2 separate regions of the Homo sapiens genome follow, and region 2 is linked to region 1. The links are chromatin loops, found by intact Hi-C in ENCODE. Cell type or tissue: gastrocnemius medialis. All regions are shown on one strand. Links, peaks and the distances in the headings refer to the core of each region. The heading gives the core; the rest is flanking DNA.

What was found. Hi-C counts contacts between places; a loop is a spot of excess contacts. Peaks named below come from ENCODE experiments on the same cell type or tissue, not always from the same donor. Only the 100,000 strongest peaks of a DNase experiment are listed, where the experiment ranks them.
Region 2: a loop joins it to region 1, with 11 times the contacts of the local background. A loop is called at or near these places in 76 of 110 quality-filtered maps.

Annotation. Positions count from the first base shown.
Region 1 is chr5:151,108,414-151,120,967 of GRCh38, reverse strand. It overlaps ANXA6 (annexin A6), which reads left to right. Exons shown (of 26, transcript NM_001155.5): 18 at 1,578-1,668; 19 at 3,131-3,210; 20 at 3,788-3,841; 21 at 10,324-10,341; 22 at 11,122-11,215; 23 at 12,418-12,513. Among named protein-coding and RNA genes, the nearest start is that of TNIP1, 34 kb to the right of the region's middle. In gastrocnemius medialis, for the core only: CTCF peaks have their summits at 5,269 and 5,477; a DNase peak (open chromatin) is centred at 5,477; H3K27ac peaks cover 5,521 bases.
Region 2 is chr5:150,995,802-151,008,355 of GRCh38, reverse strand. LOC105378228 (a long non-coding RNA gene) reads left to right here and starts at 12,167. Exons shown (of 3, transcript XR_007059002.1): 1 at 12,167-12,219. RefSeq lists a silencer at 11,516-11,682. In gastrocnemius medialis, for the core only: a CTCF peak has its summit at 5,947 (motif pointing left); DNase peaks (open chromatin) are centred at 2,095, 3,055 and 8,445; H3K27ac peaks cover 2,144 bases.

The sequences.
Region 1 (12,554 bases), core at 2,383-10,382:
AAAGTTTCCAAGTGGGAAACAGAGAGGCTCAGAGAGTCAGTGAGTTAGGGGGAGACGAGGGCTAGACCCAGTCTCAGGACTTTCTTGATTGCCTCACCACACACCTGCTTCTAACAAAGAAATGATTGAAGATCTCAATCAGGATGAATCTCCTAGGATCTGAGAAGGCAGGACCATTAGAGCACTAGGCAGTAACCTCTTTGAGGACAGAGAACATGTCTTGCCTCTTGCCTTTCTCTTTTTTTTTTTGAGACGGAGTCTCGCTCTTTCGCCCAGGCTGGAGTGCAGTGGTGTGATCTCGGTTCACTGCAACCTCCACCTCCCAGGTTCAAGCGATTCTCCTGCCTCAGCCTCCTGAGTAGCTGGGATTACAGGCGCACGCCACCACGACCAGCTAATTTTTTTGTCTTTCTAGTAGAGAAGGGGTTTCACCATGTTTGCCAGCGTGGTCTTGAACTCCTGACCTCAAGTGATCTGCCCTCTTCAGCTTCCTAAAGTGCTGGGATTACAGGTGTGAGCCACCACGCCCGGACTTTTTTTTTTTTTTTTTTGTAGTTGTAGCCCCAGCACCTTGCACAGTGGCTAGCACATAATAGGTGTCTTAACAAGTACCTGAATGAGTGAATTAGTCATTGACTCATTCAGTCAATCAATCAGTCAATCTTGCCTGCCTCCTCTCCTCCCTGATAGTTTCCCTGCTTCCCTGTGTGCAGATCTTTGCATGACAGGTCCCCAGCCTGCCTTAGTCCAGGGCATGTAACGCCTCAGTTCATAAATCACTCCTCAAATCCAAGAGTAAACAAATGTAAGCCAGCCATGATGGCTCACGTCTGTATTCCTAAAACTTTGGGCTTGAGTCCAGGAGTTCCAGACCAGCCTGGACAATATGGTGAAGCCCTGTCTCTACAAAAAATACAAAAATTAGCCAAGCATGGTGGCATGCTTCTGTGGCCCCAGCTACTTGGGAGGCTGAAGTAGGAGAATCACCTGAGTCTGGGAGGCGGAGGTTGCAGTGAGCCGTAATCATGCCACTGCACTCCAGCCTGGGCGACAGAGCAAGACTCTGTCTCAAAAGAAAAAAAATTTAGCATTTTATCTTAAGCACAAAACTTTTTTTCTTCTAACAAAATAATACATGTTCACTGTGGAGACTTGAAGAAATAGAGTAAAAAAGAAGAAAATAGCAATCATCTGTGATCCTTCACTCACACAGAGACCAAACTGCTAGTTAACACTGTGAGGCATGTGCGTGTCCTTCTGTTCTCTTCCAATACTTACAAGTAGAAATTTCTATTCAGATGTTCATGTGTATATGTGGTGTTATACACACACGCCTATATACCTTTTCTGTTTGGGGGGCTGGAAGGCAAAGCAGTTCACATGGGAGGTTCTGGGGATCTTGAGAGGCTGGCATAGTCAGCCTTGGTTGTGCCAAGGTCTTGGGCCTGAGGGCCATGTCTGGAGGTGAGGAGAAAATCCAGGAATGCTTGGCCTGAGCTTTAGCCGTCCGGGCCCCATGGACCTCTGCACAGGAGGTCAGAACTATGGCTGAGATCATCTTTGCCTTGACATTCCAGGGAGCCGGCACAGATGAAAAGGCTCTTATTGAAATCCTGGCCACTCGGACCAATGCTGAAATCCGGGCCATCAATGAGGCCTATAAGGAGGGTGAGTTTGGGAGGCCTGGGCCCAGATGCTGGGAGAACAGCCAGGCCCCCCAACTTCCAACCCCAGCCCACAGCTCTGCCCAGGACTCTGGCCTGTCTCCTTTCCCTCAGTCCTTGAGGATTTGATAAGCCTCTTGGGTGTGCCCATCCCTGTGTCTGGGGAAAAGACAGGTGTCCTGGTAGGACAAAGGCCTGGAGGTAGAAAAGGGCTTGGCTGGAAGTGGGAACAGAGAACATTCTGGCCTGCTGGAGAGAGGGAGGGCGACTCTAGGGGTGTGTAGTCCATGCAGTTCTACAGGGCCCCACAGCCAGAAGGGCCCCACACTTGGTTGCAAGCTATGCTGTCACTGTCCAGAAATTCTTCATTTTTAAGCGAGTGGCCCCATATTTTCATTCTGAAGAATCTTGAGTACCAGTCAAAAATGTTTAAATCGGCTAGGTGCAGTGGCTCACACCTGTAATCCCAGCACTTTGGGAGTCTCAGGCAGGCGGATTGCTTGAGCCCAGGACTTCGAGACCAGCCTGGGCGACATGGCAAAACCCCGTCTCTACAAAAAATATAAAAATTGGCTGGGTGCGGTGGTTCACCCCTGTAATCCCAGCACTTTGGGAGGCCGAGATGGTGGATCCCTTGAGGTCAGAAGTTCAAGACCAACTTGGCTAACATGGTGAGACCCCGTCTCTACTAAAAATGCAAAAATTAGCCAGGCGTGGTGGCATGCGCCTGTAGCCCCAGCTACTTAGGAGGCTGAGGCAGGAGGATCACTTGAACCTGGGAAGCAGAGGTTGCAGTGAGCCGATATCACGCCACTGCACTCCAACCTGGGAGACAGAATGAGACTCCATCTCAAAAAAAACAAAAAACAAAAAAATTAGCTAAGTGTGGTGGCATGTGCCTATAGTCCCAGCTACTCAGGAGACTGAGGTGGGAGGATCACCTGAGCCCAGGGAGGTCGAGGCTGTAGTGAGCCTTGATCATGCCAACTGCACTCCAGCCTGGGTGACAGAGTGAGACCCTGTCTTGAAAAAAAAAAAAAAAGTTTACATTTTTTATCTTATAAGCAGCTTTAAAATGGCAGAATTTTTGAGTACAGGAGTGACATAGTCAGAGCTCTGCTTTTGGGTTTAGCAACTGCCATGCAGGAGGGAAGGTAGAAGAGAGAATGACAACAGGGAGGTGACTTAAGAGGCTGTTAAATATTAAAGGCGAGATGCAATGGGACCTCAACTGGGACAGAGCTGAGGGGATGGAGGGGAGATGATGGGTTGATGGGAATGCCCATTGTCTTACAAAATCAGCAGGAGGATGGCTGGATGCCCCCATGAGCCAGTTACAAACCCTTTCATCCCCACCTCCCCCTGCCAATACTGCCCTGGCTCAAGCCTGAGTTTCCTGGACCTCCCTCCCCGCAACCAAATCCTTCTTGGCCAGCAGCTACCCACACCCCCTTTCTCTGCCTCAGACTATCACAAGTCCCTGGAGGATGCTCTGAGCTCAGACACATCTGGCCACTTCAGGAGGATCCTCATTTCTCTGGCCACGGTGAGTGAATTCATGGGCCCCAGGTCGGCTTGCCCATCGGGAGGCCTGGGAGGAAGGGAAGGTTTACTGAGTGGAGGGCACAGGGGAGTTAGAAGTGCACTCCTGATGGAGAGGGGGTGTCTCCCCACTTGCCTCCTTAGAGTTCCACCGCCTACCCCTGTTGTTCCCTTGTCAAAGTTGGCGTGGTACCACCTTCTCCAGACAGTCCTCCCTGGTGGCCCTTGTCCTGGCTTGTTGGGCCCCCAGCTCACAGGACAAAGCCATATGGGTGACCCTCTCCTGTGTTGTTACCTGGGAGCTTCTGTCACCATCTCTTGAATTCCCATAACCAAAATGGCAGACCCTCATTGACAGTTACCGAGAGCTTGCTGTGTGTCAGGCATTGGTGCTAAGTGTCTTGCACACATTCTCAGTTAATGACCACAACAGCCTACCTTATAGAGGCAGGATTTTCGTCCCTGTGTAGCTGATGAGGAAGAGCATTCAGAGAGGTGAAAATGAGCAGGGTGTGTGGTGGTACAGAGATGGAGATGGGTCGATGTTTGGGGACTGAACTTTCTTGCTGCTCCTGCTGCAGGGGCATCGTGAGGAGGGAGGAGAAAACCTGGACCAGGCACGGGAAGATGCCCAGGTAAGACCCCCAGCCCACCCCAGTCACCTCTGCCGGGTGTCCCTGAGATGTAGGTCCAGCTTATGCGTGTCTACGCCGGGCCCTGTCTGTGAGTGAAGGCTCCTGGCAGGGGCGTGGTTGGTTTGATTGGTTGATACTTAGACTGTAGAAATGAGGTTTAGAAGTGTGGTGCTGGTATTACTGGCATTTCCTAGGTGAATAGCAGGACCCTCAGAGCTGGCAGGGACCTGCAGATCACCCAGGTCAAAGCCCTCATGTTACAGTGGGAAAATGGAGGTCCAGAAAGGGCAAATGACTTCTGAAAGTCACACAGCAAATCAGTGGCCCCAGTAGAATTGACCCCTAGAGAGCTGGTCTGGGAACTTGCTGAGAAGAGGGCCTGAGTGCTAAAGGCCTCGGTTTATTATCTGTAAAATGGGACCGAGATTGGAGGGAGTGTCCTGGGACGAGCCTAGAAAGTAAGTTCCTCAAGGGCTGGAATCTTCATTTTGTTCACTGATATATCCAAAGTAACACATGATCAGTGCTCAATAAATATTTGTTGAATGAATAGCAGGGAAAAGGGTTCTCTAGGAGTCTCTTGGCTGCTCTGCCTCAGCCCTGCTCCTTAGCCTAGTGAGCTTGAGGTCTGGAAATGGCTTCTTCTGGAGGTTGGACAACCCCAAATTCATTTTCCCTGAGGGTTCTATGGCTGGGCAGTCCCTACTGAGGCCAGTGCATTGTCCCCCACTGACCTGCACCTTGATCCCAGCACCCAGTAGCCTGACCCAGGTCCATGTCTCCATCTCTTCTGACTGCCTCATTTTCCCGCCCCCAAAAGCTGTGTCCAGGGATGTGGGGCACAGACACCACAGACTTTTATAGACATCCAGCCCCCTTCTTTTATAGTTGGTGAGTTGAAAAGAGCACTGATGGATTGAGAGTCAGGGAACCAACTTTTCTGTTCCCAGGTCCCATAACAGAAGTGTGGTTTGCTACAACAGCATCTGAGCTAGAAAAATCTTTAGCTGGAACCTGACAGTTACAGAATTGTAATTATAATTTTTAGAATGCATACTATATATTGAGAACGATGCCAAGATTATTCTATACGTTTTTATGTTCTCCCTTTTTACTAGAAGAAAATGAAGCTCCTTAACCTCTTCAATGAAAGAATTTCTAAGTGGTGGTGGTTTTATTTGAACTCAGGCTTGCCTGATGCCAGAGTCTATGCTTAATTCCATTTACAGTAATATCTTCCAAGACCCAGTAGAGTTAAGGTCCCCTGCAGCTTCCACATCAAATAGCTGTTGTTGTCCAGTTGTCCAACCCTTGCTTTGGAATATGGTTGTCAAAAGCTGCAGGGTTACATTTAAATGTATGGCATTTCAGCTACATTGTGGGCACATGGATGGGGGTTAGGCTGAGAACCCAGCCAGACACTAGGGTGGCTTGCTGAGGCCACATTTCATTCACTCATTCAACAGACGTTTATTAAGTATTACTGTGAACAGCCTCGTGTGCTGCTGAGAGTTTTTTAAAAATCTCAGCTCTCACCCCAAATCCATCCTCCAACCCTGAATTGATCTTCCAGGGAATGCTTCTGCCTGGTGCCTGGTTTGCCAATGAGGCTGTGCTTCCAATTGCCGCTAGCAGGGGGCAGTGGTGGGCCTTGCTGACAGCTGCTTCGCAAAAGGAGAGAAGTGGAGAGAGAGAACCCGGGTGGAAATAGCTAAGGGACCCTTGAGCGAGATCCCTGCCCAACTCGGCTGCTTCTCCAGATTTAGGATGCTAGACCCAAGCTCATTTTCTTATAACTAGCAGTACATTCTTTTATAGAAACTAGAAAATAAGGAGAAGCCAAAAAAGACTCCATAACCTAATAGTAATAAGCATTGTCAGTATTGTGGCATACATTATTCTAGTTGCTTCTCTATGTATATATAAAAGTGGATTCTTTATTTCTGACAGTTAAAAATTAATACTATGTGAATATTGTTGCATTTTTAAATCAACGATATCATTTAATGGCTATATACTGTTCCATATCTGAATCTACCATGTTATTTAACCAGCCTTCTTCCTAGTAGCAAACTCTTTTATCACATTCATGAATTATTCATTAGAATGAATTTCCAGAGATGAAATGGAAATGTGGGAGCAAAATGTATATAAAAATTAAGGGCATTTGATAGGGCCGAGTCAAGCTCCCCCTTAGATAACGCACATGAGTACTTGGCAGTTTGTATTTGCCTGTTTTACACTGCCTCCCTGGCGGTCTCTCACTCTGGATGTCTAGAACACCCTCAAGCTCTTAGAAGTCTGGGACTGTTATTAACCAGTTGAACATATGTCCAATTTCCAACTGTGGCCCCACAGTGATTGTTAATTGCTTCCCCTTTCACTCTGTTGTCCAATTAGAGCAATAAATTATAAATAATTATTATAGACCTACCATGAAATGAAGGATTGTGGTCATTTTTAGATAATCAATACTCAGACTTTTTTTTTTTTTTTTTTTTTTTTTTTTTTTTAAGACGGAGTCTCGCTCTGTTGCCCAGGCTGGAGTGCGGTGGCGCAATCTTGGCTCACTGCAACGTCTGCCTCCTGGGTTCAAGCAATTCTCCTGCCTCAGACTCCCAAGTAGCTGGGATTACAAGCTCCCAACACCATGCCCAGCTAATTTTTTTGTATTTTTAGTAGAGACAGGATTTCATCATGTTGGCCAGGCTGGTTATGAACTCCTGACCTCAAGTGATCCGCCCGCCTCAGCCTCCCAAAGTGCTAGGATTACAGGCGTGAGCCACCATGCCTGGCCCAGGCTTTTAAAAATATAACAGCTTTCTTGAAATAGAATTCATTTACCCCACTATTGACCCATTTAAAGTGTACAATTTGGTGGTTTTTAGTATCTTCACAGACTTAATGCAACCATCACCACAATCAATTTTAGAACATTTTTTCACCCCCAAAAGAAACTCCATACACATTAGCTGTGACTCCTCATATCCTACTAACCCCCCAGCCCTAAGCAACCACTAATCTACTTTCTGTCTCTCCAGATGTGCCTCTTCCAAACACCTCATGTCAATACAGTGATATTAATACGTGGCCTTTTGGACTGGCTTCTTCACTTAAGAAAACACTAACCTAAACACTATGTTAAACACTTAACAGTGTTTTCACGGGTCATCCGTGTTGTAGCATGTTGGTACTCCCTTTTCATTGCCAAATAATAGTCTATTATCCATTCATCAGCTGATGGACATTTGGGTTATTTCCACCTTTTGGCTATTATGACTAATGCTGCTCTAAACATTTGTGTACAAGTTTTTGTGTGCACATATGTTTTCATTTCTCTTAGATAGAATTGCTGGGTCATATGAGAACTCTAAGTTTAACCATTTGAGGAACTGTCCAGATTAATTTTTGCATGAAGTAGCTAGGCTAATAAGAACAAGCTTTTGTGGTGAATATTAATTTAGTGTCCCACCACTTTTTTTTTACATTACAGATATTATTATCTTAAAGATGCTTTGAAAAACCGAGTATGTCTAGGGTACTCTGACCCGCGTAAGTGAGAACAATTGGGACTTTGGATTCTTTTCTGTTAAATTTTTTAAACATGTCCCTCTCTCTCTCTTTTTAAAAATGATACCGTTTTATTTAGCATAAGTTTTTACAAATTTTTGATAAAATACATATCAACTTTACCATATTAATCATTTTATATATTTATTTATTTTGAGATGGAGTTTTCCTCTTGTTGCCCAGGCTGGAGTGCAGTGTTGCAATTTGGCTCACTACAACCTCCACCTCCCGGATTCAAGTGATTCTCCTGCCTCACCCTCCTGAGTAGCTGGGATTACAGGCACCTGCCACCACACCCGGCTAATTTTTTGTATTTTTAGTAGAGACAGGGTTTCACCATGTTGGCCAGACTGGTCTCAAACTCCTGACCTCAGGTGATCAACCTGCCTCAGCCTCCCAAAGTGCTGAGATTACAGGCGTGAGCCATCATGCCTGGCCAATCATTTTAAAGTATACAGTTCAGTGGCATTAAGTACATTCACATTGTTGGGCAGCTGTCACCACCAGCCACCTCCAAAACTGTTTTCGTCATGCAAAACCAAAACTCTGGACCCACTCAACAGTCACTCCCCATTCTCCCTTCCCCCAGCCCCTGGCAACCACCATTCTTTCTATGTCTGTGAATTTGACTGGGGACTTCATGTAAGTGAAATTATACAGTATTTATGCTTTTATGACTGGCTTTCTTTACCTAGTATGATGTCCTCAGGGTTCAACTAGGTTTTTGTTTTGTGATGTTTGAGATAGGGTTGAGACCCAGGTTGGAGTGCAGTGGCACAATCTTGGCTCACTGCAACCTCCACCTTCTAGGCCCAAGCAATCCTCCCACCTCAGCCCCCCAAGTAGCTGGGAATAACGGCGTGCGCCACCATGCTCAGCTAATTTTTTGGTAGAGTAGGGTTTCTCCACGTTATCCCGGCTGGTCTCAAACTCATAGGCTCAAGTGATCCTCCCACCTTGGCTTCCCAATGTCCTGGGATTACAGGTGTGAGCTACTGTGCCTGGCATAGGTTGTTTTTAATACAGAAAAATATTTTAAAAACCAGAAGCAGCCCATAATCCTAGTAGCCTTGATAACTCTTATTTAACATTTAAATTTAAAATGAAATAATATCTTTGCATCTTTAAGAAATTTTCAGGAAGAATAAAAAAAATGCGAAAGCTTTCCCTCATAGTCCCTCTCCTCAAAGGTGTCTCGACAGTTTCTTAAGTACTTCCCAGGAAGTATGAGAAAGTGAGTGTCTATTTTTTTTTGAATCTAGATAAAAGAAACACTATATTACACAAAAATATGCTATACTTTACTTCTTTACTTAATTTAAATGGAAACTCTCCTTATCAGCATTGTAGATAATCTTATCCTTTGTAAAAACTGCATGGATTGTTTCCATTGATTGGATAAGTCATAGCCTGTTTAACAAGTCAATCTCAGGATGGTTTACAGTTTTTCTCTAGTATGAAAAATGCTGACCAGGTGCAGTGCCTATAATCCCAGCACTTTGGGAGGCTGAGGCGGGTGGATTACCTAAGGTCAGGAGTTCGAGACCAGCCTGGCCACCATGGCAATACCCCATCTCTACTAAAAATACAAAAAAAAAAAAATTAACTGGGCTGGTGGCATGCACATGTAATCCCAGCTACTCAGGAGGCTGAGGCAGGAGAATCGCTTGAACCTGGGAGGTGGAGGTTGCAGTGAGCTGAGATCGCACCACTGCACTCTTTGGGAGGCCAAGGCAGGAGGATTGCTTGAGGCTAGACTGGACAACAAAGTGAGACCCCTTCTCTACAAAAAATAAAAAAATTAGCTGGATGTGGTGGCACACACCTGTAGTCCCAGCTACTCAGGAGGCTGAGGCAGGAGAATCGCTTGAGCCCAGGAGGTCAAGGTTGCAGTGAGCCGAGATTGTGCCAATGTACTCCAGCCTGGGCAACAGAGCAAGACCCTGTCTCCAAAAATTAAAAAGAATGCTGCAGTGAACAGTCTTGTATTCTATCGTGGAAGGCTTTTGCCAGTATACCTGTAGGGCAAATTCCTAGCAATATAATTGCTTGATCAAATGGCATATGCCTTTTAACTTTTAACGGACATTGCCAATTATGCAATGAAAAGAAGAGGAAGGTTTCCAGAGTATAGGCTATTGTGAAGTTTATAAAGAGTTCAGTCTATCCAATAGAATAAAGTCAGCAGAGTTTCTGGGGGAACGGCGAAAGCAATACGCAGCCTAGGTACATGAGCCTGGGTATTTTGTTCCCAGGCTCTCCAAGTCACAGCTATTTGCCTAACAAAATAGTGTCCTAACCACAGAATTTTGTGCTCTGCATAGTGCAGTGATTAAAAGTAACCCTTGTAAAATGACTTTCCCATCACTGTTTGCTGTGTGCCTCCAGGCAGGTCAGCTCCCCTTAAGGCCTCAGCTGGCCAGTCTTTCCTGTCTGTAACATGAAGGCTAAAATTACATGTCTCTTGCCTTGGAACTCTGAATATGCTAAAGGGTGCAGAGAACTTTGCACTGCTCACATTTACATCTCAGTGGTTCTGTAAGGAAGTGGCAGGGATTATTTCCACTTTCAGACAAAGAAACAGGCCTGGAATCTCCTCTGGGTTTTGGGGTGCGAAGGGCAGAGTTCCCCATTTCTGTGTCTTTCTCTTACCCTTCAAGTGAACACGTTTTTAGTTATTGCCAGGCCTATCCGCATTCTGAGCTCCAGCCCAAAAGGTCATAGGAAGGTATTTTTATCTTGTCCCTACCCCCCTTCCTTTCGCATCCCGGGTTCTCTCAGGTCTCTTGGGACCTCTCCCACTCCCAGCCAGGCCCCTCACCCTGCACCCCAGGGCCCCAGCACCAGCCTCCCCAACCTCCTCTGACTCTTGCCTCCCTTCTCTCCCTCCTCTCTCCCCTCCCTGCTCTCAGGTGGCTGCTGAGATCTTGGTGAGTGTCCTGTTCTTCATTTGGGTTTTAACGGCCTCTGAGTAAAGTCCGCCTTTACTGGGCCGAGCGGGGCAGTATCGAGCAGTGATTTGGGAGCTTGCTGTGCGGCTTCTCTCTCTCCCCTTCCGGGCCCTGCTTGGTAAAAGATAGGCCAGGCAAGTGTTTCCCAAACTTCAGCTAATCATCTCTGGCACGATTTGTGCTGTGTAACCACCAGCTATTAATACTGATCTTTAAATCGACTCACTCTTAAACCCAAAATGAGTTAAGGGGAATTTACTATCAGTATAAATAGAACTAGTAGCTAGCTAGAAGACAATCATGGAAACACTAATGTGCAGTGTGATCGGGTGTGTTTGCCCTTGACCCCGCTTGGGGAAACACTGGCCAGGCCATCTTCTCTGCATATGACCCCATACACCCTTCCCAGAGGGGCTTGCAGAAAGGTTGAGGGATGGAAGGGGAACTCCCAGTTGCTATGCTCAGAGTCTATGTGGGTCCTCCTAGGAGCCCCAGCCCCACGGTCCTGAGGCTAGGATGGAAGTACCCAGTGCTAAGGCCATCTTTGTCAGTTCACAGGGTCCTTGTGAACTGGAGAGGGGAGTATAGAAGCCATTGTGCTTGAGGAAGGAAGAGGGGACCAGTCTCGGCCCCCTTGGATGGCTGGGTGAGCCCAGCTTCTGACTGCCCTCAGCCCAGGCAAAGACATGAAAGTGAATAATAACCAAGGCTTTCTCATGTCTCCCCTCCCAAATCCTTGCTCCAACTGGGGCTCTGCAGGAAATAGCAGACACACCTAGTGGAGACAAAACTTCCTTGGAGACACGTTTCATGACGATCCTGTGTACCCGGAGCTATCCGCACCTCCGGAGAGGTGAGGCCTGACCTCCTCCCTTCCCAGCTCAGCAGGAAGATCCCAGAATCTGATGAGAGCCTCTCAGCTCTCTGTGGCAAGAGGAGCCCGTTGCCCACCCACCTCCTCCTTAACCCAGCAGTAGCGTGTCATGGGTGACGGCGACTCTGGAGCCCTGGGTTCTAGTCCTGGCTCTACCACTTATACCTCACCTTCTTTCTCCTCCTTAGGGAAGCAGGTGGGATGCCCGGGATTAGGTATAGCAACTGGATTTCACCTCAAAGGCCAACTCTGATTGGTAGTAGCTGCCTAGAGTGCTGTGTTAAGGATTCTGGGGTCCCGCGTCATGATTCACTGGCGATGCCTGCCAGGAGCAAGGCAGCGAGAGGTGGTGGTGGCACAAGACCCACATAGACATCTTTGAACCACAGGCTGCCGCATGCTCAGGGCACACCTGTATGCAGTGGCCCTGGCACTCGGTAATCATGAAGTGTCCTGCACTGAGACATTTACATTTTAATGTCTGGCACTACATTAAATGTCTACATTTAATGTCTGGCACTTCTCAGTATTTAAGGTGCTTTAACATAGTGGCTAAAAGAATGGACTTGGGCACTGGACGGCCTTGATTTGAATCCCCCACTTAACAGCCATGTGACCTCAGGCAAGTCACCGAATCTCTGCGCCTGAGCTCCCTTACGTAGGAATCAGGGTTTTAGCTCTACCCGAGATGATTGTTGTGAAGATACAAAAAACATAACACACATAAAGCACTGGCGCAATGCCTGACTCAGTGAGTGTTTCCTGAGTGTTATCATTGTGTCTTCATCCCAAGCGGACACAGGAGGAAGAGGAGGCCCAGGAAGGAGAGGGATCACCCAAGGTCCCTCAGTGAGCTGGGGCAGAACCATGACTAGGACCCGTGCTCCTTTTACTACCCCAGCCTGGGTTCCCAGAACTTGGCCGAGGTTCTAAGACCATTGGCCAGGCACGGGGACTGGCGTGGGACAGATTTGGCTCTGAGCCCACGGCAGCCTTGATGTCAGAGCTTCTCTATCGGGATGATCTTGCCCAATGCATTTAGGCCTGGGCTGTGGCCATATTTGCTGCCCTTCCACTTTCTCAGGCACAGCCTGTGGGAGGCACTGGGTGGGGCTGAGGAGGGGTCCTCCGCCTCCTGCACTGAAGCTCACCCCCACCTCTGGGGCTTCTCTTGTGGCCAGTCTTCCAGGAGTTCATCAAGATGACCAACTATGACGTGGAGCACACCATCAAGAAGGAGATGTCTGGGGATGTCAGGGATGCATTTGTGGCCATTGGTAACTGGCAGGGACTAAGGGAAGGGCTGGGGGCACTGGGA
Region 2 (12,554 bases), core at 2,045-10,044, 110 kb after region 1:
GCTCTAAGCCCTCCTCCCCTGCCTGTTCCGAAAGCAGCCACTGCTTCTCCCATTGACAGTGGGGACAGATAACACAGAGGCAGGGCCCCTGGAAGAAAGATTTCCTACACAGGGTCTGGTCTCTCATCATGGCTTGTGGGTCAGGGTGGAAAGGGCTGGAAAGGTGACTGGGACCCAGGCTGATTCATTAGTGTTATCGCTTGGCCAGCCCAGTCAGACAAATACAAGATCTGCTTGGCCAGCCCAGTGAGACAAATACAAGATCCTTATTTATTGAGGCTCAAGCCTCAAACTAGGCTCTGGGAAACATGAAAAGAGTGTTGCATGAGAACCCTGGTTTTGGCATCAGAGAGACCGGGATTCAAAGCCCAGCTCTGCCCCTTTGTAATTGTTGCAGCTTGGGCAAGGCGTGTTTCCTCATTTGCCAAGGGGATTTTGTATGGAGTAAGTAATGCATGTGAAAGCGTCTGGTGCAGTGCTTGGGATATAGTCCCTCCTCATTACATGGTTATAATTATTAAAGATGCCGGTGGTGACATCAGTGCTTTAGTTATGGGGTAAGTGCCTGAACTAAGAATCCTGGAGGTCATGGAGCCTGGGAATCTGACCTCTAGCATCCCACCAGCCCTCTGGCAGCCCATCCCACTGTCCTCTTAAAGTGCCTCCCTTCCCTGCAATGCACCACCTGCAATTCTATAACTCGTCAAAAGCTCTGTGGTCCCAGATAAGTCCGAATCTCTCTGGTCCACCCTGTTCTTACTGTAGCATGACAAGTTAGACCAGATGACCTCTAAGGGGTCCATCTGGCTTTAAAAGTCTTTGACAAGTTTCCTATGGTCTCCTTGGGAGAAGTACTTTGTGTTCAAGGTTCTGTCTTCTTCTTATCCAAAAAGGAGGAATGTGGGTTTTCAGGACTTTAGAATACCCTCAGAGAAGGTCCAGCTCTCCTCTCATGCACACATACCCCTGTTCTACCTCTCCATTTGCATATAATAGCTGAGATTAATTTAGTACCAACTATGGGCTAGGCGCTATTCTAAGCACTTTTAAAAGTGCTTTTATAAATTAGGTATACTATAAATTGCATTTTATAGTTGAGGAAACTGAGGCACAGAGGAGTTATGTACTCCAAGCTAGCAAGTGGTGGAGATGGTCTGGTTCCAGGACCTGCACTTCTACCCAACTTCTGCTCTTCACTTCCTTCCCACACTTCACTGAAGCTCAGAGAGTGAAGGGGACTTGCCCAAAGTCACACAGCAATTTACACAATGATCTCTGATCATTAAGCCATTGGAAGAGCCAGATTAAGGGCAAATAGAAGCCAAAGGTTAAAATGTCTTGGCCTCTCCCATTCTACATCCTCCCTCCACCCCCTGTTCCCATGGGCTATTTACTAAAAGCAGAGAGGCCTAGGGTGCGGTCTCATGGGGAAGTGCCAAGGCCAGGCGGGCCCTGCGGTGGTCAGCCCTCCTCTGAATGAAGCCTGGCTTCTTCGTCTACCCTCCCAGGCAGCAGCAGCACAATCAGTGGGGTGGAAGTGCCCAGGGTGGAAATGGGAGCAGGGCTGGAGCAGGAAAATAGAAAGAAAACAGGGCAGTGGCCAGGATTAGGGCAAAAGGATAGGGTGGAGGGGGAAAGACATGACCAATATGTTTTAAATGTCCACTGTGCGTGCCTAACACAGTGCTAAGCACTTTCCCTTACATCCTGAGATGAAGGTCCCATTATTACCCCATTTACGCAGGAGGAAACTGAGGCTCAGAAGGTTGAGTTATCCTGTGTGTCTACTGTGAAACGTGTCCTCTTTCCACTGAAGAAAGGGAAGGAATGACAGCAGAGTAGGAGAGGAAGGAGGAAAGAGGAAGAGAGCCAGATTCGGGAGAAAGGAGAAGAAAGTGAGTATGGGGCCTTGGCGCTCTGCCCCAGCAAGGGCAATGGGCCCAGAGTCATCCTCATCTCCCAGAAGGCTCACTGGGGAAATGTTTATGAGAAACCTCAACATTCAGAAGGGGCATGACCTTCCAGCTGGCTGTCCCGTGACTGCTGCTGGCTATAAACAGCCTGCTTATTAACCCCAGGAACCTGGCTCCTCTGCCACTTAAGGGATCGCCTGGAATGGGTGGGTTTGGAGAGCAGGAGGGTGCCTCGCCAAGAATTTGCAGACCAGGAGGAGTGGCTGCTAGGAACTAGATGATTTGTAGAGAGCTGGGCCAAAGGGGGCCCCCTCTGCTCCCACCCCTTGCAGAGTTGCTCAAGACGACATAGTGAGTTAATGTGCCCTAAAAGCCCTTAACCCAGACTTGACCACTTTAAGGGAATTACAAAGCTTGACTCATCTCATTATTTTCCCTAATGACCCATGTCATTAAAGCACTGTGGTGACATCAAATGAATTAATGGTCATAAAGGCATTTGGTAAACTGAACACCCCTGCATACCTGAGACCTTGTTTCTAGTCCAGTCCCCACCCCTATTGATCACTTAGGACAAACTCACATAGTGAGACAAACACAGAGTCACCCACCACAAGCTTACTGCCACTTACCTCCTTAGGTCGCTCAGCCACACTAAGTCCCAGCTGTGAAAGAAAGACCTTGGAGGTTATAATAGTACTGACCTACTGGGGTTGCTGAAAGGATTAACCGAGATACTTCCTATGAAGTTAGCACAGTGCCTGCACCTTTGTGTGCTCAGTCAGTGTTAGCCACATCCATGCTGTGGGTCCCATGAGAAATTCTATAAACTCCACCACCGCCACCACCACAGTAATGCTCTTAAAAATGACCTCAAATTGGAAGTTTTTTGAATGGAGAACAAGAGAGGAGGCAGGTATTTGCTGGAGCTGGACTGGGAAGAAGTAGATTTCATACACAGCTTGAAGGACTGGAAAGAGAACACTGAGAATATCACTGTGGAATTTCTGGGAAAGGAAGGGAATGTCTAAATACAAGAAATTGATGAAATGCTTTTGGATGTTTACAACTCAAAAAAGAACAGAAAGTCTCCATCTCATTCAAGGGCAGTGGTGGGACATGGCGACTTTTCAAGGACACAGGAGCTAGTGGCTGTAAGTGAAAGGTGTTGACAACCAGCTGAGCTCACAGGACTCATCCTGCTGGCTGCTGTCTCTGCAGCGTTGCTGAGTGCAGTGGATCCTTTTTCCACCTTGCATTCCAGAAACTTCTCCCAGTGTTCCCAGTAACAGTGTCCTACCTAGAGTCTAGGAATGTATTCCTGTCTATTCCATTGCTTCCTCTTCCCATTGAATCTTTCTTTTTAAAAATATTTTGAGAATTTTTATTCACATAAGTAACAGATGATTACATTTTTCTTATAAAATTAAAACCTGACAACTATGCTAAAACCCCATTTAACCCCTTCTGCTCTTCATGTTTGTCCCAACTCCTCCCCTTTATCACAATTAGCATGGATTTAGCTTTCCAGAATTTTCTCTATGCCTACACATACATCATTTAAAATATATATGTGACAGGATTGTTTGGCTTTTCTTCTTTTTTCATAAGTAATGTTTTATACATTATTATTGCACTACATGTTGTTTTTCTCATCCACTGTATGTTCTGAAGATCTGTCCATGTCAATACCTTTGATCTACTTAATTGGTAACTATTGCACAATGTGGATGTTTAATGGTTTATTTGCCTGCTCCTCCCTGACCCAGGCTTTCACCAAGACAGACAATGCTGCTGTGAACTTTCATACGCTCTCTTGTGCACGTGTGATTTTGTTTCTCTGGGATAGAAACCTGGCTGTGGAATTGCAGGTTATCAGGGTCTAACATGCCTTGCTGAATCTTAAGTGTAGGTTTTTCCCTGGCCAGCTCCCTTGGTCATTTCTTCTTCTTTTTATTTATTTTTTATTTTTTTGAGACAGAGTCTCGTTCTGTCACCCAGGTTGGAATGCAATGGCGCAATCTTGGCTCACTGTCTCTTGGGTTCAAGTGATTCTCCTGCCTCAGCCTCCTGAGTAGGTGGGATTACAGACACCTGCCACTACACCCAGCTAATTTTTGTATTTTTAGTAGAGACGGGGTTTCACCACGTTGATCAGGCTGGTCTTGAACTCCTGACCTCAGGTGATCCACCGCCTCGGCCTCCTAAAGTGCTGGGATTACAGGTGTGAGCCACTGCACCCAGCCTTCTTCTTTTTTTAAATTTTATTTTATTCTATATAGAGAGGGTCTTACTATGTTGACCAGGCTGGTCTTGAACTCCTGGCCTCAAGCAGCCCTCCCATCTTGGCCTCCCAAAGTGCTAGGATTACAGGCGTGAGACACCACACCCGGCCCTGGGTTTCTTCTGATTCTCAGGTACTATGTCTAAATCACCAGCTTCCTGTTTCTAACTCTCCTCTAAACATCTCCACTCAAAGGTCCCTGTGGTCCTTCCAGCTCATAAAAGAAAAGTGAACTCGCCTCTCCCTTCTGTCCAGCCCCTCTCCTGGTGTACACACTCACATTCTCCTGGTTGCCCAAACATGAAAATCTTAATCACAATTCTTTCCTCTTTCCCCAGCATCTAATAAGATCTTGTGGATTTTATCTCTGTAATGTCTTCTGGTTCTCATTCCTTCGCTAGTTATCTTTGGCCAGGACTATTTTAACAAGCCCCTAACTAGTCTCCTTGTTCTCTTAGGCAATGCACCAAATTAATCCTCATAAAGCACACATGATGTCATTATCTTCAGTTGGTTTCACCTGAATACAAAATACAGCGGGATCTCCTTGCCTTGCTACTCACAGTCTTCACCACTCTGACTCAGTTTTCTTTCTCTAGTTTTGATCTCTTCAGATTCCTCCTTTTTCACACCCCAGGCACGCTGATCCCCTTGCCATTCCCAGACGTGCCTGTATTTCTTGCCTCTAAGGCTTCGTTTCTGTGTTTCCTCTCTTAGAAGTCTCTCTCCCAGCCCTGCCTGTTGAAAGTCTACCAACCCTTGTAGGGCCTCCTGAATTCACATTAAGGACGCGCGTTCCAGTGTTGTGCCACGGTAGCTGGTTTCTTAACCTCTCTGACCATCAGTTTTCTTCTCTGTAAAAAAGGGTAGGATACCTTCCAGGTCTATGGGGATTTGTTTGTTGGTTTGTTTGTTGGTTGGTTGGTTTGTTTTTAAGAGACAGGGCCCTGCTATGTTGCCCAGGCTGGTTGCAAACTCCTGGGCTTAAGCAATCCTCTTGTTTTGGCCTCCCAAAGTGCTGGGATTACAGGCATAAACCACGGTGCCTGGCCTGTGGGGAAGTTTTAATGAGATTATGCAGGTAAAGCACTTAGCACAGTGCCATGCACAGAGTAAAGGCTAAATACACCTTACCTCTTATTGTCAGCATACCCCTTCCATAAAACTGTGCCCAGCCTCACTATCGAAGTGAATTTCCTACCTTCCTGGGCTCTCCTGTCTGTTACAGTGGGCACTTGGTTATTTAGGTGTGTCTGTCCTCACACCTGATAATGACCCCCTGAGGGGCAGGGATTGTCTTCTTTATTTCTGCATGCCTCATAGTGTCCCCAGCACAGCACCTGGACTTGAACTGAATGTAGGCAGAATGTTGTACTGCTGTCAATTTATTTGGAAATACAGAAGAGCGCCTGATAATGAAATCATCAGCTTTGCCTCCAAAAAATGAGGCTAATACTAATGCTACTACCTGCTCACAAGGTTGGGGTAAGCTTATGTATGTGAGATAACTTTCTAAATCGTTTTTTTTTTTTTTTTTTTTTTTTGAGAGAGAGGGTTTTGCTCTGTCACCCAGGCTGGAGTGCAGTAGTGTGATTATAGCTTTGTGTAACCTCAAACTCCTAGGCTTGAGCTGTCCTCCTGCCTCACCCTCCCAAAGCGCTGGGATTACAGGCATGAGCCACTGCACCCAGCCTCTTTTTCTTTATCCTAAATCTTAGCCTGTCTTCCCATGGTTGCCTGCTTCCCCCTTGTGGTTAAAATTCCAATCATGTATTAAAATCAGTCAATAGAAATAATCTAGCTGATAGAGGTTTATCTCAGCATTGTTTATATTACTGAAAAATCAAATACAAACCAGGCCCCCACATAGGAGTTTGGCTAGATTATGGTACAGCTACACAGGGGAATATTATTGAGCCATTTGAATATAATGAAATAGATGTCTATGATGTACTGCTAAGCAAAAATATATAAACGTATATACTACACTCCATTTTTCTAAATATCTATACAAATGTGAAAGGATAATACACTAAATGTTAATAGTGTTCAAGGGAAATTCAGTTGATATGAGTTTTTAACAATGAGCATGTATTGCTATTAAAGAAATTTAACTCCTTTAGTTTTGAGAGAACCTATCAATCAAACAAGAAACCCATTAGTTAACCGTTATGCCAGGCCCATCTGAATTGACAGGCAGCATCGACCATCATTTATCTGCTCCTTGTGCCTGCTCTCTGCAGAGGGTCTTGTATGGGGAGAAGGTGGAGTATACAGAGGATAAAGGATCCCGGGCTGGAGTTCTAGGAGCATCTGAGAAGTGGGATGATGGGGGCTATGTATCCACTGCTCTTGGCCAGGCTGATTTTCATCCTGAATTTGACCCTTTGTCCTAGCCCCAATCAGACTCGCAGCCTAAACAAAACCCTAGAACCATCACAGGCCTAACTGGAGACCTGAAGGGTAAAAACCGGCCTCTGCCATCCATGGCTCACAGTTGAGACTAGGAGAAGGACAAGAGTGTGACGAGCACAGATGTGGTAGCTGTTGAAGACTAGGGGCACTGTTGGAGCTCATAGAAAGCATGTCTTGGGTCAGGGGGTAAGGAATGTTCTTGGAGGAGTTGACAAGTAAGTTGGATATACATTCGTTCAGTGTCTACTCAGCCTTTCTCAAAGATTTAGCAACCAAGGGTCACTTTGTGGACATCCAGTGCATATACAGACTATACATTTTAAGTTTCTAATTAATCATAACTTAAAATTTAAATTATAAAAAGGTACTTACATATCAGCGAAGGAGGTGATATTGTTTTCAAGCTTGAATCAGGATGTGTATATCTGGCTTAATGAAGGACAAATTACTTCCACTTCTAGTTGTTTTCTTTTCATTTTTTTCCCCACTATTTTAGAAAGGCTAAGCTCAAAACTGTAGGTCATCAGACACTGTGGAGAACAGTATGATGGTTCCTCAAAAAATCAGAATGACCATATGATCCAGCAATCCCACTTCTAGGTATATACCCAAAATAATGAAAAGCAATGATCCAGGCATGGTGGCTCACGCCTGTAATCCTAGCACCTTAGGAGGCCGAGGTGGGCAAATTGCCTGAGCTCAGGAGTTTGAGACCAGCCTAGGCAACATGACGAATCCCATCTCTATTAAAAATACAAAAAATTAGCCAGGCATGGTGGCACACGCCTGTAATCCCAGCTACTGGGGAGGCTGAGGCACGAGAATCACTTGAACCCAGGAGGCAGAGGTTGCCGTGAGCCGAGAATCACACCACTTTACTCCAGTCTGGGCAACAGAGAGAGACTCTGTGTCCAAAAAAAAAAAAAAAAGGCAAGGACTCAGATATTTGTACACTCATGTTCACAGCAACATTATTCCTAATAGCCAAGATGTGGGAACAACATGTTTATCAATGGATGAATGAACAAAATATGGTATATACATACAATGGAGTATCATTCAGCCTCAAAAAGGAATTAAATTTGGATACATGCTACAACATGAATAAACCTTGAAAACATTATGCTAATGAAATAAGCCAGTCACAAAAGGACAAATACTGCATGATTCCTCTTATATGAGGTACTGAGAATAGTCAAATTTATAGAGACAGAAAGTAGGATAGTTACCAGGGGTTGAGGGAGGGAGTAGTGGAGAGTTACTGGAGTGTAGGAAAATAAATCTGTATTAATCAGGGTTCTCCAGAGAAACAGAATTAATAGGATATATAAAAAAATTTCCTATAATGAATTGGTTCATGTGATTTGGAAGCTGAGAAGTCCCGGGAGAGCAATCTGAGTCTGAAGAACTAGGAGAGTCAATGATATCAATTCCAGTCATAGTCTGAGTCCGAGGGTAGGAGAAGACAAATGTTCCAGCTAGAAGAGTGTCAGGCAGAGAGAAGGATGAGGGCCACCCACACTGGGGAGGGCAGTCTGCCTTACTTAGTCCACTGATTCAAATTCAAATATTAGTCTCGTCCAGAAAATCCTCACAGATGCACCTAGAAATCGTGTTTAACCAAATATTTGGGCATGCTGTGACCCAGTCAAGTTGACGCATAAAACACAAAAGGCTTCTCAGTTTCTGTCTTAAAGCTAGCCAAATGCTGATGCCAAGGTCTACAATGCATGCAAAAACACAAGGAAAAGCAAACGCTAGAGTTAGTGGCACAACACATTCATGTTTTCAGTCTTCATCCCTTGGAGCCTGACCTGTTGGAGTTGGCTCCTTGCCTGGATTGAGGCTGCAGCTTGTACTAGCTGTGCTTCTGGGCAGTGGTTATACCCTGGAGCATTGCATCCAGGCTTCGAAGCTGAGGCAGTGTCCTGGTCCTGGGGTTTAGACTGAATCCATTGCCTGTCCCTCTTCTGAGTCTTCAGAATCCTCCAGAGTGGAAGAAGGACTGCAGTGGGTAACATCAAGCACATTTCTTGCTTGTGTCTTGCCTCCTTGCTGTGCCTTGTTCTGTAAGCAGACCCTGTGGGAGTAGGGAGCACAGGGGAACAGGTGAGCAGATGGCCAGCTGACCATTTGGTGTCAAATTCTCCCTCTTCATACACCACAACCTGACACAGCTTTTCTGCCTAGAATATCTGTTAACAACCTCCTCCAGTCCAAGAGGCTTTGAACCTTAGGGGTGGCAAAGTGTCCTCACCATACCCTAGCCCTGAGACCCTATGACTTTAAAGCTTATTAACTGCCTCCATTCCTACATCATCAGCAGAGGCTCAGGGCCCAGCTATTTCTGTGGACAGGTATTCACAATCCTAAAATTCTGACTGATATTGTTATCTTCAGGCTCGGACTTCATTCTTTTCTACCTATTTGAAGCACATACAGACCCTATTGGGACATCAGTATAAGCAATAAAAATCTCTCATTTTCAGACAGTTATCCTGAACCTCCCTCAATGTGTCGATCTCTTCTACTAATCCCCCCAAAGGCACCCAAGCCCCTGGGTGTTGGATCTAAAAATCACCACCACAGGATGTCTCTCTTCCTTGTTCCCAAGACTTCCAAGTGCATCCCCATATCCGAGGACTTCACTACCAATTTTTTCACCCACTACATTATCCCACAGGAGTCCAGGGCCCTATCTGGATTCTAGAAGAGGCTATTTCCTTGTTGATCTAGGAAGGTTTTTTGCTTTCTCTTCAATCCAGTGCTCCACTTCTCTCTCCTTCTCATTCGAGCCTAATACTCATCAACAGATACTGTTTGGTCTGGAAGATTATCTGGTCTTACACGCAAATCTGGAAGGAAGGAATACTGGCATTTGAGGCCTCAGCTCTCTCTCCATCCCTCCACAGCTAGCCTAATGGCAGAGTCCCTTGGATACCAGTGAGGCAGGAGAATAGGAAACCTAAGGCCATTTCACGCTGACTTCGTAGAACTACATTGAAAGGAAAACCCTAACTTTCCATGCCTAAGTAACAAAAGGACCAGAGGCTACTCTCTTTGCAAACTCCCACCTTTTCTGCATGGCAGATGGTTAATTGAAAGTACCTCTGGGCCAGGCGCAGTGGCTCACGCCTGTAATCCCAGCACTTTGGGAGGCTGAGGAGGGTGGATCACGAGGTCAAGAGATCGAGACCATCCTGGCCAACATGGTGAAACCCTGTCTCTACTAAAAATACAAAAAAATAGCCGGGCGTGGTGGCGGGCACCTGTACTCCCAGCTACTCGGGAGGCTGAGGCAGGAGAATGGCGTGAACCCGGGACGTGGAGCTTGCAGTGAGCCGAGATCGGGCCACTGCACGCCAGCCTGGGTGACAGAGAAAGACTCCGTCTCAAAAAGAAAAAAAAAGAAAAAGAAAAAGAAAATACCTCTGATTGGTTGCTTTTGGCAACCAGGCGTTTGCCTAAGAGTGTAACTTTGTAACTTCACTTCAGCCTCTGATTGGTTTCCGTCTGCAAACAATCAGACTGATTGGGGGCCACCACTTTATTTACATGGCGTGAACACCAAGTGGCCAATGGGAAACCTCCAGCGGGTATTTGGACCCAAGAAGATCCTGTATCCCGGCCCTTGAGTGGCTGCTTGGGCCTGCTCCCACTGTGGAGTGTACTCAATAAATCTCTGCTTTTGTTACTTCATTCTTTCCTTGCTTTGTTTGTGCATTTTGTCCAATTCTTTGTTCAAAATGCCAAGCACCTGGACACCCTCCACTGGTAACATATTTTGGTGAGCCAGCCAGGAGAAGGTAAGCCCAAAGTTTGGGATTTATTTTTCTCCTTTCCCTTTTTACATACAGGGAAATCTCTCTCTCTCTTTTCCTTTCCCACTCGGGACCCTTGGTGAGCAGCGTGTAAACATGGAGGTAAACTGCAGGTTTCTGGCCATGGCTGGTGAATACTAAGGGGTTTTCATGTGAAGAAGCCTAACCGCCACCACCTGGTTTGCCTAAGGGACCTGGGTCTTTTTCTTTTTTTTTTTCCTTTTCTTCTTTATTGGTCTTTTAGCAGCTGTTTCCTAGTAGCTCTTTGGAAATTGAGGGAAATTGGCTGGGATCAATCCCCAATATTGCCTGAAGACCATGGAGTGAATGGGGATAATTGCCCTGCCCAGAAGGGAGAAGGACTCTTTTTTAAATCTTTTCTGGGTGTGGTCCCTGATCCCTATGTGTGGCACAGCTCAGAGCAAACTCGCCTGTTTCAGGCAACTTAAACCTTTTCTTATGCGTAATTCTTCCGTTTCCCTAGTCAACTGGCTAAGAGCAAAAGAAACACATCCAGCCTCCAGTTATTAAGTTCATGGAATGGGAAACATGGGAAAGTGTGGCCTTATCAAATTATAAGGATGCTAAAAGTCAAGGCCTTCATCCAGGGACAAAATGAAAGCTCATAGTAGGCCATTCCCTTTAGAGGGAAAACATGCAAGCAGGACTGGTGCCCACCTAAGGTCAGAGACGTCTGACACTCTTAAGATTGGGCCCCACTAGGGGAAGCCCCAGAGGGGAATCCTCCGGACCTCAACCTCTCCAAAGAGGATGCCCTTGGCAGAGGTTCTGAGGTCTAGTATTAAACTCTCCTTAGAATTTTATCTCGCAGTTGCAATGCTATTTGGCCCCAATATTGTTTGGAATGCGGAGTTTACTGTTGAATGGAAAACTGGGATGGCATTGCCATTGCATATATCCAGGCTTTGGTGCTGCTATTCTAAGCAGAGGGCCTGGTGAAAGAGTGATGTTCTCCTTTGGTACTGTTTGGTCTTAGTGTTCTTTGGAGTCTGGGGAGGTTTCACCTTTAAAAATCAAACTGCTAGGGCCAGGTGCAGTGGCTCATGCCTGTAATCCCAGCACTTTGGGAGGCCGAGGCAGGTGGATCACTAGGTCAGGAAATCAAGACCATCCTGGCCAACGTGGTGAAACCCCATCTCTACTAAACTCCATCTCTACTAAAAATACAAAAAATTAGCCAGGCGTGGTGGTGCGTGCCTATAGTCCCAGCTACTCAGGAGGCTGAGTCAGGAGAATCACTTAGACCCGGGAGGCGGAGACTGCAGTGGGAGCTGAGATCACGCCACTGCACTCCAGCCTGGGCAACAGAGTGAGACTCTGTCTCAAAAACAAAAACAAAAAAAATCAAACTGCCATCTGGGCACGGTGGCTCACGCCTGTAATCCCTGCACTTTGGGAGGCCGAGGCGGGCAGATCACGAGGTCAGGAGTTCAAGACATGAACAAGGCCAACAAGGTGAAACCCCATCTCTACTAAAAATACAAAAATTAGCTGGACATGGTGGCACGTGCCTGTAATCCCAGCTACTTAGGAGGCTGAGGCAGGAGAATTGCTTGAACCAGGACCTGGGAAGCAGAGGTTTCAGTGAGCCGAGATTGCACCACTGCACTCTAGCCTGGGCTACAGAGCAAGACTCCATCTCAAAGAAAAAAAAAAAAAAGAAAAAGAAACAAAAAAAATCAAACTGCCATGGAAATTGCTTTACCCAAAATTTTGGTTCACAGCCTTCATTGCATTACCTACTGGGGCAAACAAAGTAAAACCGGTAAGCTTGTGTTGCTATCTCATGGCTAGGGTTTCAAGCTATTAGATCTTCATTTGTGTGTGTGTATACATGTCTAGATGTGTTTATTTGTATGTACACTTATATGTTATGTTTGCCAAATTGGCTTATAAGTAAAAGAGCGCTCATAAATTAATAAGCCTAAGCGATTTTTAAGTTAAAGTGACTTAAGTATAACTTTACTAAACAAGCTGGCTTTAAAATTATTGGTAGAATAAAAATAGAAATGCCTTCAGAATTGTCAGCATACATTTTGTCTGGATTTTATGTTTGTGTTTGCTAAATATTTTGAGATGTCAATGTTTGGCATAGAATGT